Linked DNA regions of Homo sapiens: region 1 is linked to region 2. A link is a loop called in an ENCODE intact Hi-C map of the cell type or tissue named here. Cell type or tissue: GM12878. All regions are shown on one strand. Links, peaks and the distances in the headings refer to the core of each region. The heading gives the core; the rest is flanking DNA. Region 1 has its middle 96 kb from the start of LINC01752. Region 2 overlaps LOC101929413 (a long non-coding RNA gene).

Region 1 (5,391 bases), core at 83-5,082, 56 kb before region 2:
ATGTTTCTATTCAATGCCTTTTCTGAATATTGAGTTTTTTATTCACATGCATTGTTAATTATACTGAATCCTCATTATTCAATCATCTTACGATTTCCAAAGGTTATTCCCCTGTAGTATTCATTTACTGTACTGACAAATTTCATTTATTGATATTTAATTTATGAGCTTTTCATGTCAACATATATAAGTAAGGTTGTTCTATAATTTTTTCTTGGGCTATTTTTTTTCTCAGGTTTTGGTGAAGTTTTATGTTGCCTTCATAAAAAGTTAAGAAATATCCTTTCTTTAGACTCTGGAACATGTTATATAGCAAAGGAAAAATCTCTTCCTTGAAGATTTGAAAAATTCACCCTTGAAACCAACTGGCTTTGGTGCTTTTTGGAATTTTAGGTAGGGTAGGATAAGAGGGGCTTAGGGAGAACAGGGAAATAGCTCTTTATAAATGTTCATAATCTCTTCTTTGGTTATTCATATTAGGTTCTCTTAAATAATTTCAAGTTTCCTATTTTTTCCCCTAGAAAGATAATTTACCCAGGTTTCAAATTTATTCACTTATAGTGAAAGTCAGATATATTGATCATCCAGAATATATAAAGGACTTTTACAACTCAATAATAAAAGGACAACCCAATTAAAAATGGACAAAAATCTAAATAGACAGTTCTCCAAAGAAGGTATACAAATGGTCCATAAGCATATGGAAAGATGCTCAACATCATTAGTCATTAGGAAAATGCAAATCAAAACCACAAGGAAATACCACTTCACATCTACTGGGATGGCTGTAATAAAACAGACAATACTGACTGTTAGCTAAGATGTGGAGAAGTGGGAACCCTCATACATTGCTGGTGGGAATGTAAAATGGTACAGCTGCTTTGGAAAACAGTTTGGCAGCTCCTCAGAAAGTTAAAAAATTGAGTTATTGTGCAAGTAAGCAATTCCACTCCTAGGTGTATACCACAGAGAAATGAAAACACATGTTCACACAAAAACTTGTACATAAATGTTTATAGTGGGATTATTCATAACAGCTAAAAAATGAAACAACCCAAATATCCACTACCAAATGAATGGATATACCAAATATGGTATATCCGTATGATGGAAAATTATTCAGCCGTAAAAATGAATGAAATACTGATTCATGCTACTACATGAGTGAATCGTGAAAGTCTTATGCTATGTGAAAGAAGCCAGACAAAAAAGACCTCATATTATATGACTTAAATGTCTAGAATAGGCAAATCCATAGAGACAAGGAGTAGATTAATGGTTGCCAGGAATTGAGGGAGGAGGAATTAGGAGTGACTGCTAATATATAAAGCTTCTTTTTGGCTTCATAAAAATATTCTGGGATTGGAAAATGGTGATGTTTGTATGACTCTACAAATATACTATACATAATTGAATTGTACGCTTTAAAATGGTAACTTTCATGTTGTATAAGTTATATCTTAATAGAAAATATATTGGTAACATTCAGGGCATAAAATCTTAGAGTTGGGATTAAATGGTCATCAATCTCAAACTCAAATTCCAGTGGTCAATAGTCTTTGGTTGAGGTCTCTTCCCCAAACTGGAGTTCAAAACCATACAAAAGAGATGATTCAATTTTGACGCGTTTTTATGGCTAGAAAAATTTCCCCCTTTTTGACTTGCAATCTTCCTTCCTTAAACAATCTCCCACCCTTATTCTTGTGTTTATGTGATGAGCAAAACAGAGTAAGTCTATCATTCTCTTCTGTATCATTCCCTTCTATGTCTCTCTTTCCAAAAAAGTTAATGTGAGGATAGTGACATTGTCAGAAGTTGTATCGTTTCCTCTTTTTTTGGTGTTATTTAGTTTGTCTAAAACCACTGCAAATATCATCACACAATGTTAGCTCCCCGTGTCCCTACTTTCCTCTTGCCCCCCAGCTTCGTTGATTGAGGGCCCTGCTCCATGCTCTTTTACAAAGTTGTGCTTAGCTGGATCCATTCCTCAGTTTAAGGCACAAGGAGGCAGAAATAGCAGAGCCAACCTAACTCTCCATTAATGCAGAATCTCTGCCCTCCAAATACACCAGTTTTCCTTAAGATCTTCCAATCTTGCAGTAGTAGCGAAGAGTAGAAGAGAAGTCCTTGTCTCAAGAAGAGACTAGGATAAATAGAAACACAGGTAAGAGAGAGCTTAAAAAATATACACGTTTAATGCAGAAGTGAATGAACGTGGCTAGTGTCAGAGAAGAGAATAATGCCTATTTCTTCTCTTAGTCCCAAATATGCTCCTTGGATAAACTCATCAGAACACTGAGCAGATGGACCACAATCTTACCTGGTGTTCCAGAAATTAGGATTTGATCCCTCCTTTCCCTGATCTGTGGTTGACAGAATGGCGTGATAGTTACAAATGAAGACTTTGTAACTGATGGCCTGGGTTTGAATCCCAGAGCCACATCTCTTTTAGGTCATCTGTGAAATGGGAATGATAATGATAACAACTGTATAGGGTTGCTATGAAGACTGAAGCTAGCACACACACACACATATACACACACCATATACATGTATACATACAGAGAGAGAGTGTGAGAAGAAAGGAGTATTTAAAGTAGCTCCTGGTACATCGTATGTGCTGTATAAATTGATGTCAATGGCTATTCCCACTGCTATTATTGCTCTGGGATGGTGTTTAGGCCGCTAGACTTTCTGGAACAAGCCTGACTTTTTTCAGCCTATTCTTTAGTTGTACTTGTTAACTGGTCATTGCTCTAGTTTAATTGGCACTCAGGGAGGCTGTCCACTCCCTACTTAGTCTGTCCATGATTCTTGCTGACCTAGATTTGTTGTCTCTGTAATTCCCCTTCCAGCTTTTACAGCAAAGAGGCCACGTTGTAAAGCTGAGTAGGGTGTGGTTCCAGGAAGCTAACTCCCCCACCCGCCTCCAAATGTCCTTAATTCATAGGGAAGGCCCTGATTGCTTTGGTTATCTCCAGACCCCCCTGTATAGAGGGGCTGCTGGAGCCTCAGTTTTCATGTCACTGCTCTGTGGCTTTGTAGGCGGGACTTTGACTTTCTTCCTCAAGGCCAGCTGTTCTAGGGAGCACACTGGAATGTCTCTTTTCTGCTTAACTGTGCTATGCGTGCTTTGTCTTCTCAGCAATGCCAGAGATGAGTCACCCCTTCACTTGTTTGCTCATTCGTTCTTTTAGAAAGTCTTTATTGAGGTCTTACCACACGCTGCATTTGGCTAAGTGTAGACAGATGGACAGATACTGCCCTTGCCCTTATGGAGTGCATAAGCTACATGCTACTGAAGGTGGTACTGACTTTGAAGCATCAAGAATAACTCTCAGATTATTTTCCAATGTAATCTGATGAATGAAGGCATTTAAGGAATTCTAGAGGAGGAAGAGGTTGGGGGTGAGATGGGAGACAACAGATAATGTAATTTTGCATATGATAATTTGCATATGTTAGTTTGAGGTACTTGTGAATAACCTAAGGGGGGATGTGGCCATATGGTTCCAGAGCAGTGCTGTCCAGTGGAATATGATGTGAGCCATGTATGGAGTTCTAAGTGTTCTAGTAGCCACATCAAGACAAATAAAAAGAAACAGGTGAAATTAATGTTAATACTGTTTTAATTTAACTCAATATATCCAAAATAATATGTCAGCATTTAATCAATATAAAATTATTAATGAAAACTAGACATTTTGATACTAAATCATCTAAATCCAATTTATATTTTACATTTACAGAGCCTCTCAATTTGGATGTTAAGTTTTCATTCGTATGAAAAATTGATAGTTGTAAAAGTAGATTTGGATTGTTTGTAACACAAAGGATAAATGCTTAAGGGAGTAGATACCCCATTTTACATGATGTGATTATTTCACGTGATGTGATTAGTTCACATGATGTGATTAGTTCACATTGCATGCCTTATCAAAACATCTCATGTACCCCATAAATTTATACACCTACTATGTACCCACAAAAATCAAAATGAAAAATTTTTTAAAAGTAGATTTACATACCTAAATTGTTCCAAACATTATTAAAGGTGTTCCAATAATTAAATTGAGTATAATTTTTAAAAAATCAAAATAAATGAAAATGAAATACAATTTTTAAAATGCAGTTGCTCAGTCATACTAGCTGCATTTCTAGTGCTCAATAGCCACATGTGGCTAGTGGCTGCTACACACAACAGCTCTTAAGGGGGGATCTGGGCTAAAGATTCTCCAGACTACAGACGAGATCTGACACCAAGAGAGTGAATGAAATCACCCTGGAAGATTATGCAGAAGAAGAGATGCTGGATGATCTCCATGGGCCTGCCCTTCTACATGTTATTTCTGAGCCTCAGCCACTGCTTAAAATTGTTCATTAGCTTAGATTTGGGTATATGATTGATGAGGAAGATTCTAGACCCGGTTTGAAAATGGGGCCACAGGGATGGACACTGGGATGTGGGTGTCTGCCCTTAAACATCTCCCTGAGTCGGAGAGTATCTAGATGCTGCTAGGGTGTTTGCTGAACCCTCTTGATTCATTGGAGATCTGGGTTAATTTCGGCCAAACCCCATCTCATGGCCTCCACAAAAGCCAAGCTTGCCTGAGGCTCCTTTACCTCCCATCTCCTCTGGCCTACTGGGTAGGTGTGGTCTCTAGATCATTTAAAGTCTGCTGGTCCAGAAACCCAGACACTTCACTGCTTTCTACAAAACCTCCCCTCACTCCAGGCATTGTTGAATTTAGCCACCTTATAGAAGAATGGGAGTAAGCAACACAATTACAGCTCTTCAAGATGCCTCTGTCTTCCCTCTGCCTTCTAACTTCCCTCTCCTATTTCTGTTTGCACTGCTCTTTTTCTCCCCCTTCAATGACAAATACATTGCCTGGTCTTCCCATAATGGAAGGTTAGGCTTGTTCTTGATGCCTTTCCACTAATCCTAAATGTCTTATCCGACCTTTTCACCCAAAAAAATACAAAAGCCTCCTTAAGAAAAATTTAGGTCAATAAAATTATCCCCTCTCAGGGCAACTGCTTTCTGAACTGTGTCTTTTATTCTTCGTCTCCTCCTATGATACGGTTCATGTTCCCCACAGTGCCTGCTCAACAGAACGCGGTCAGTTTATATTTGCTTAACGACTGCCCCTGCTTCTTACTTCCCATAAACTCTGCCTTTCAGAGGAGAATTGAACTAATTGCACCTTTATCCATTTCATCCAGGCCACAGACAAAACCACAGTTCATTTGGTGGCTGAAGCTTACTGAAAACTTCCTTTCGTCTTGATGCAGCCAGCTTTTTGGATTACATGGCAAGGGTGGCCTGAGCAAAGCGATGGGAAAGAGTTGTTGGTGGAACAGTGAGTGCTTGTGACTGTGGGACTAGAG
Region 2 (5,391 bases), core at 227-5,226:
AAAAAACAAAAAATTGGAAATAATACAGTTCTTTACTTACATTTCTTGAATTCCATGAAGAATAAAAAAAAATACTATGAGAACATAACTACAAATCTCCTTTTTCCTTTCAACCAACTTCAACAAATTTCCTCACATACCAGACCAGATCCTTTCTCCTCAGGACCTCTTAAAGTTCCTAAATCTGCCTTGGCCTGTACGCTTCTTTTTGGTTTTTTTTCCTCTGCTTTGTTTATGTTTATTCTGCAATACATAAGCCCCAAAGATCTAGTCTGGTTAGTCCAGACCCTTCTGGGGAAACCAGAGGAGAAGAAGAAACTAAGCTGGCAAAGTGTAATCCTCTTAGCTGGCAGGTAGTGGGCAAATCTGCTACTAGTCATCTATTAATAGCCTTGGTCCCATGCCAGTAGCTTATATCAATAGAGAATCTTCTATATGCCTGGTGCTGTGATAAAATTAAAATCCTCCCCTAAATCAATTACCATTGAAATGGATGCTCTTGATAGCTCCGTTTTGCAGGGGAGAAGGCTGAGGCTTGCTTGCTAAGGTAGGAGAGTTGCTCCAGGGATGGAGCCAGGACATAAACTTGGCAGTCTGTTAAGGAGCTGATGCTCTTAGATAGCATGTTCACAGCAAAACTTTGACCTGTTGTTAGTGGGATTGCTTAATGATAATAAAAACCCTTACTCTAAATGCTCTATAATAAAACATGCCCAGCTTTAAGTACATGGTAATCCTAGCAAATGTTCTTTCTGACTTTGAAAATCATTCTGGTGTGAATGGGGTATCTAGAAGAGATCTTTCTGATAAAAGAGTTTAATATGAAAATAAATGCATATGAATTCAGGTTCTTTGGAATACTTACACAAAAGTGAACAGAACACACAGTGAGAATGGGCTATTTTTCCTTCAGTTGGAAGGGGCTGTCATTGGCTGAGTTTAGCTGCTTTTGCCAGAAAGACATCAACCATTTTTAATGTTCTGACTATTTTTTATGACTGCCTGAAGGATATCAGATGAGCTATCTGTTGTAAATCAATAATAATTTGCTCTAGAGTAATGAGGAACTAAAACTGTTTCTAATAAATCTCCAAATACTTAGCATACTTTAAAAACCAATTGTTTCATGAGAATTAGATTTCTTCTCTGTCCTTAAGAAAGAGCTGAGGGTGGAGGGAGGCAGAAACACTAGCCAAACATTTTGGAACAGAGAAATGTGAAAACAGTGAATGAAGGCATATGAATTCCAAGGCTTTGTTTTGTAATCTCAGCTGTTCAGAGGCACGCTCTGTGGTGCAAATTGGTACAACTTACAGCAAGTCAGATGCCACTGTGCAGTTTCTTTAGAAAAGCTCATTGGCTACAAACTGATCATAGCCTTCAGTATCAACTAAGTAACTAGAATATATTGAAAATAGCTGAATTCTAGTTAAATCATAGCCTCTGCCTCCTGGCAGTGCTCTGTAATGACTGGGTAACTGGAGCATGTCTTGGAATGTGGAGGGATGGGTCCCACTGTCTGTCTAGTCTTTTTTTTTGGTATTTAGAATGCATCATGGGAAAAGAAAAATGTAAGCTCAATCCATCCATTAATTTGATACTGTTATAAGTATATTTTTCCTGGGGACTTTCTTATGAAATTGGAAGGGGAAAAGAAATCCACTGGGGAGGGGAGAAAGAGAGAAATATTTTTTTCCCTAACTGTGTCTGCATGATTCTGAGGATATGCCAAAATCTTAAGAGTAATCTAGTGGTTAATAAACTGCTGTAGTTGCTATTCATCAGACAAAGGAAAGCAAATGATTGCTTGTAGAATCCCTGCCCCCAAATCTCAGGCTTATTTTGTGGAAGGAATGAAAATAGTAAAGAATACTGTGGCGGGACAATGGTGTCCTCTGAGCCGGGTTTCCTGTCTCTAACAGAGCTTTCCCTTTAGCGAGTTTCAGTGAATGTAAGAATTTCAGTTTCTGGGTATTCTAATGCAAAAAGCTTAATTTCAATAATACAATTCTGTATAATAAAATCAGCTAAGAGTCTGTGGGAAAGATCTGACCCTATTTTTGCTCTTACTTCATCCTTGGGTTTATATTACTAGACCATATTTCTCTGATAGCTTGATGTGGTCATGTGCCTGAGGTCTGTGCAATGCAAGGTGTGCAAAAGTGATGGGTGGTACTTCCAGGACTGGCTTATAAAGCCCTCTCATGTGCCATCTCCTTTCCCATCTGACTGAATGATGAGGGTCCCTAAGACCTAAGAGAGGACAGACTCACAATCGGAAGGTGCCCAAGACCCTGGATGATCACATGGAAGCCTACCCCACCAGAAAAGTCCATTACTGGCCAGTGACAGGCATGGTAATTAAAGCATTATCATGTCAAGTCCCTGAGATTTAGGGATTGCTTTTCATAGCAGCTAGCCTTACTTTATTAATACTGGATTGGTTTATGTCATGACTAGGGTGATGGCCTTGTTTGATGATAATGATCCTGTTCTCTATGTGAGGTTGTCTAGATTCTGGTCCTGGCCTCTGCCTGTTAGTTTTTCAGCAGCAAAATGTAGAGTTTGCACCAAAGCCTTTAAGATTAGTTAGAGTTTAGAGGTTTTTTTGGTTGACAGAAACTCTGACAAACTTAAGCCAAAGGAATTTGTCATGAGGACACAGGTGGCTCATGGTATGAAAAATGCTGTTAGAGAACCAGGCTCAGAGAGGGCAAGAATTAGGGAAGATCCAGGAATCCAGGAAGCAAGAGGTACTTAAAAATCTTGTCGCGGGCTGCCTCTGAGATTTATCATAAGTATTTTCTATTCTTGCCTTTTGGTTAAATTTTGCTATGTAAAAAAACTTTGTGGCTTAATACCACTACCTTTTAATAGCTCATGGTTTTGTAGGTCGAAAATTTGGGCTGGACTTAGCTGAAGTTTTCTACAGATCTGGGCCAGATCAAGCCAGGTTCACTCATGCATCTGCCATCCCCTGCCAGGTCAGTGAAGGCTGGTCCATCTAAGACGGCCCAAATGGATGGTTTGTTTTTGCTCCATGTGGTCTCTCAACTTCCATCAGGTGAGCAAGGACTTGTTCACACAGCAAGTGAGCAGGGATCCAAGAGGGGTGTAGAAGTGTGCAAGGTCTCATGAGGCCCATGCTCAGAACCTTCACAATGTCACTTCTGCTATATTCTATTGGCGAAAGCAAGTTACAAGGCCAGCCCAGATTTAAAGAGTGGGAACCCCACCTCTTGATGAGAGGAGCTGCCAGATTCATGTTGCAAAGTGGAATAGATGTGGGGCAGTGGTGGAGAAGAATGGTGGCCATTTTTGCAATTCATTAAACCTTGCTTGGATCATAGGTTTACTCCTTGAGTAGGGGCGGGCTGGCCAATTTCATACTCCTCCTAAGAGTGAGCTGAATGTGGGAGAAGTTAGTTCCCATAAGGAAATTAGAATGAAGCGCGAGATGTTCTGAGTAAGGTAGGTAGATCTGATTTTGAAACCCACCATCATTATCTAGATGTGAGACCTGAGCAAAACACAGAAACTCTTAGGACTACTTTGTCATCTGCATGACGGGTTAAGTAATATTTACTGACAAAGTCGTGATAATTAGAGATTATAAAAGGAAGGGACATGTACCATGTTTATATATAAGTGGCATCCACTAACTTCTCAAGTTTTCACCTCGAATTGACACAAGGAAATGAAGGGAGATGTGTCTATTCTAAACAGTTTTTCCTTTTGGTTCTTTTGAAAATAAGGCATGATAACTTTGACACTAAGGCTCAACCTACTTTTGCTTTCACAGCATTTAGAAGTGTTATTCACTAAGATCTGTCTTTACCATTCTCAGGAATTGGGTTTGCTCCAGGGCTGTTTCAGTGGCCACATTGTATCCATAAGCTTTATCCTTCCTTATTGGTTATGTGGCAGGGCTGTCATTCTGATTGACTGGAGCCCATGCTGCAATGATTGTTAAATATTGTGAATATCCCCACGACTGTATCTAAGAAACACCCCACAACCTTAACAAATTTTGTTTTCTTCTTCTGGGAAGTACTGTGGCTTTGTGGAACCTGAGGTAGCATTTGTTTCTGAAAGTGTTTGACAAATGTGTGTTGAATGAACATTTGAGAGTGAATGAATAGGTAAATGAATGATTTGGTGTAATGTCTTAGTTTCCTGGTGACAGTTTAAAAAAAAAAAAAGAAATGTCTTGATTAAGTGCAGACAATAATCTATCTTGGAAAGCTGCTAGAAGAGATATTTCAGGGATAGAATTGCAGATGTAAACTATAACAAAACTGCCTGTTTGCTTTATTTCTCTTTCTTCAGCCTGTTTATCTTTTCAGTCTCAACTAGCTCTTGAAATAAATAATACTGGGGTTTGCCATCTGGGGTGGAAAGCTGAATTTTATTAATTTGTTCTAAAACTAGCTGTTTTGAGCTTTGGGGATTACATGCAGGGAGTGTATCTCCTTGTCTTTAAAATTAAGATTTGGTGTACAGGTCAATGGTAGCTTTGCCAGTGGAATCCCAAAGTGCATTAGGAATATAGGTGGGGATTAAAGCAGCATAACTGAGATCCTATGCTCAGGACCACCATGGCCCCCACCCACACCCCTGCCATCACACCCAGCACCCCCTTGCTTTTTGAGTGTTAAAAATGATTTTTTCGCCCTCTCTGCTGTATTTTTCCACACTAGAGGGCTCTGGGTAATTTTAGCCAGTTTGTCCAGTTTGTGCTGTGTCCTCCGCTATCCACTTGGAATCTAAAAGATCACAGGAAGAGGACAGAGAATGACTAGCAAAGCCCTCGTGAAGCAACTGAGTTTTCATCAGGACATAGCAGATGCTGTGTGCAAAAAAGATCCCATTTGGAATGCCTGGATGATAGATACACTTTTTGATTTTCATGCAGAAACCTCTAAGGCATTAATTGGGAAGGGGTACAAAGGTAGAGTGACCATATCAACTGTATGTACTAGTTTGTCTGGGACATTCAGCTCTACATCTTTTGTCCTGTTATCTATCCAGGTTAGCATTTGTCCAAGATATTTCCCCTTAAGTGAAAAATTATTATCAGTATTTGTGTTAAAATAACCTGGGATAGACTTGGAAGACCTCTGCATTGTGCTTTCACTTCTTCCATGACCTTGCCTAAAAGTGAGTGAGACGCACATGAAATAAACAGAGTTTTCATTTCAACAAGTGGTCAAATCTGAAAAGAAACAGAGATGATCCATTTTTCTCTTCCTAACTCTTTCCAGATGCATCAAAATCAACATATCCCTTTCAAGGGAAGCATGCATTGTGTAGTCAGGCAGAAGTAGCTACTGTTGGGTAACTTTTTCTGGATATAGTGGTGGGAGAAGAGCTCAAGGCTCTGTCCCTATT

The links. Peaks named below come from ENCODE experiments on the same cell type or tissue, not always from the same donor. Only the 100,000 strongest peaks of a DNase experiment are listed, where the experiment ranks them.
Region 1: it touches region 2 in a loop (3-fold over the local background); 3 of 110 quality-filtered maps call a loop at or near these places.

What each region holds. Positions count from the first base shown.
Region 1 is chr20:10,846,097-10,851,487 of GRCh38, forward strand. No RefSeq gene overlaps it. Among named protein-coding and RNA genes, the nearest start is that of LINC01752, 96 kb to the left of the region's middle. In GM12878, for the core only: no CTCF peak of the experiment used is centred there; a DNase peak (open chromatin) is centred at 3,205.
Region 2 is chr20:10,901,756-10,907,146 of GRCh38, forward strand. The region is part of intron 1 of LOC101929413 (a long non-coding RNA gene); the gene reads right to left. Among named protein-coding and RNA genes, the nearest start is that of LINC02871, 120 kb to the right of the region's middle. In GM12878, for the core only: no CTCF peak of the experiment used is centred there; no DNase peak of the experiment used is centred there.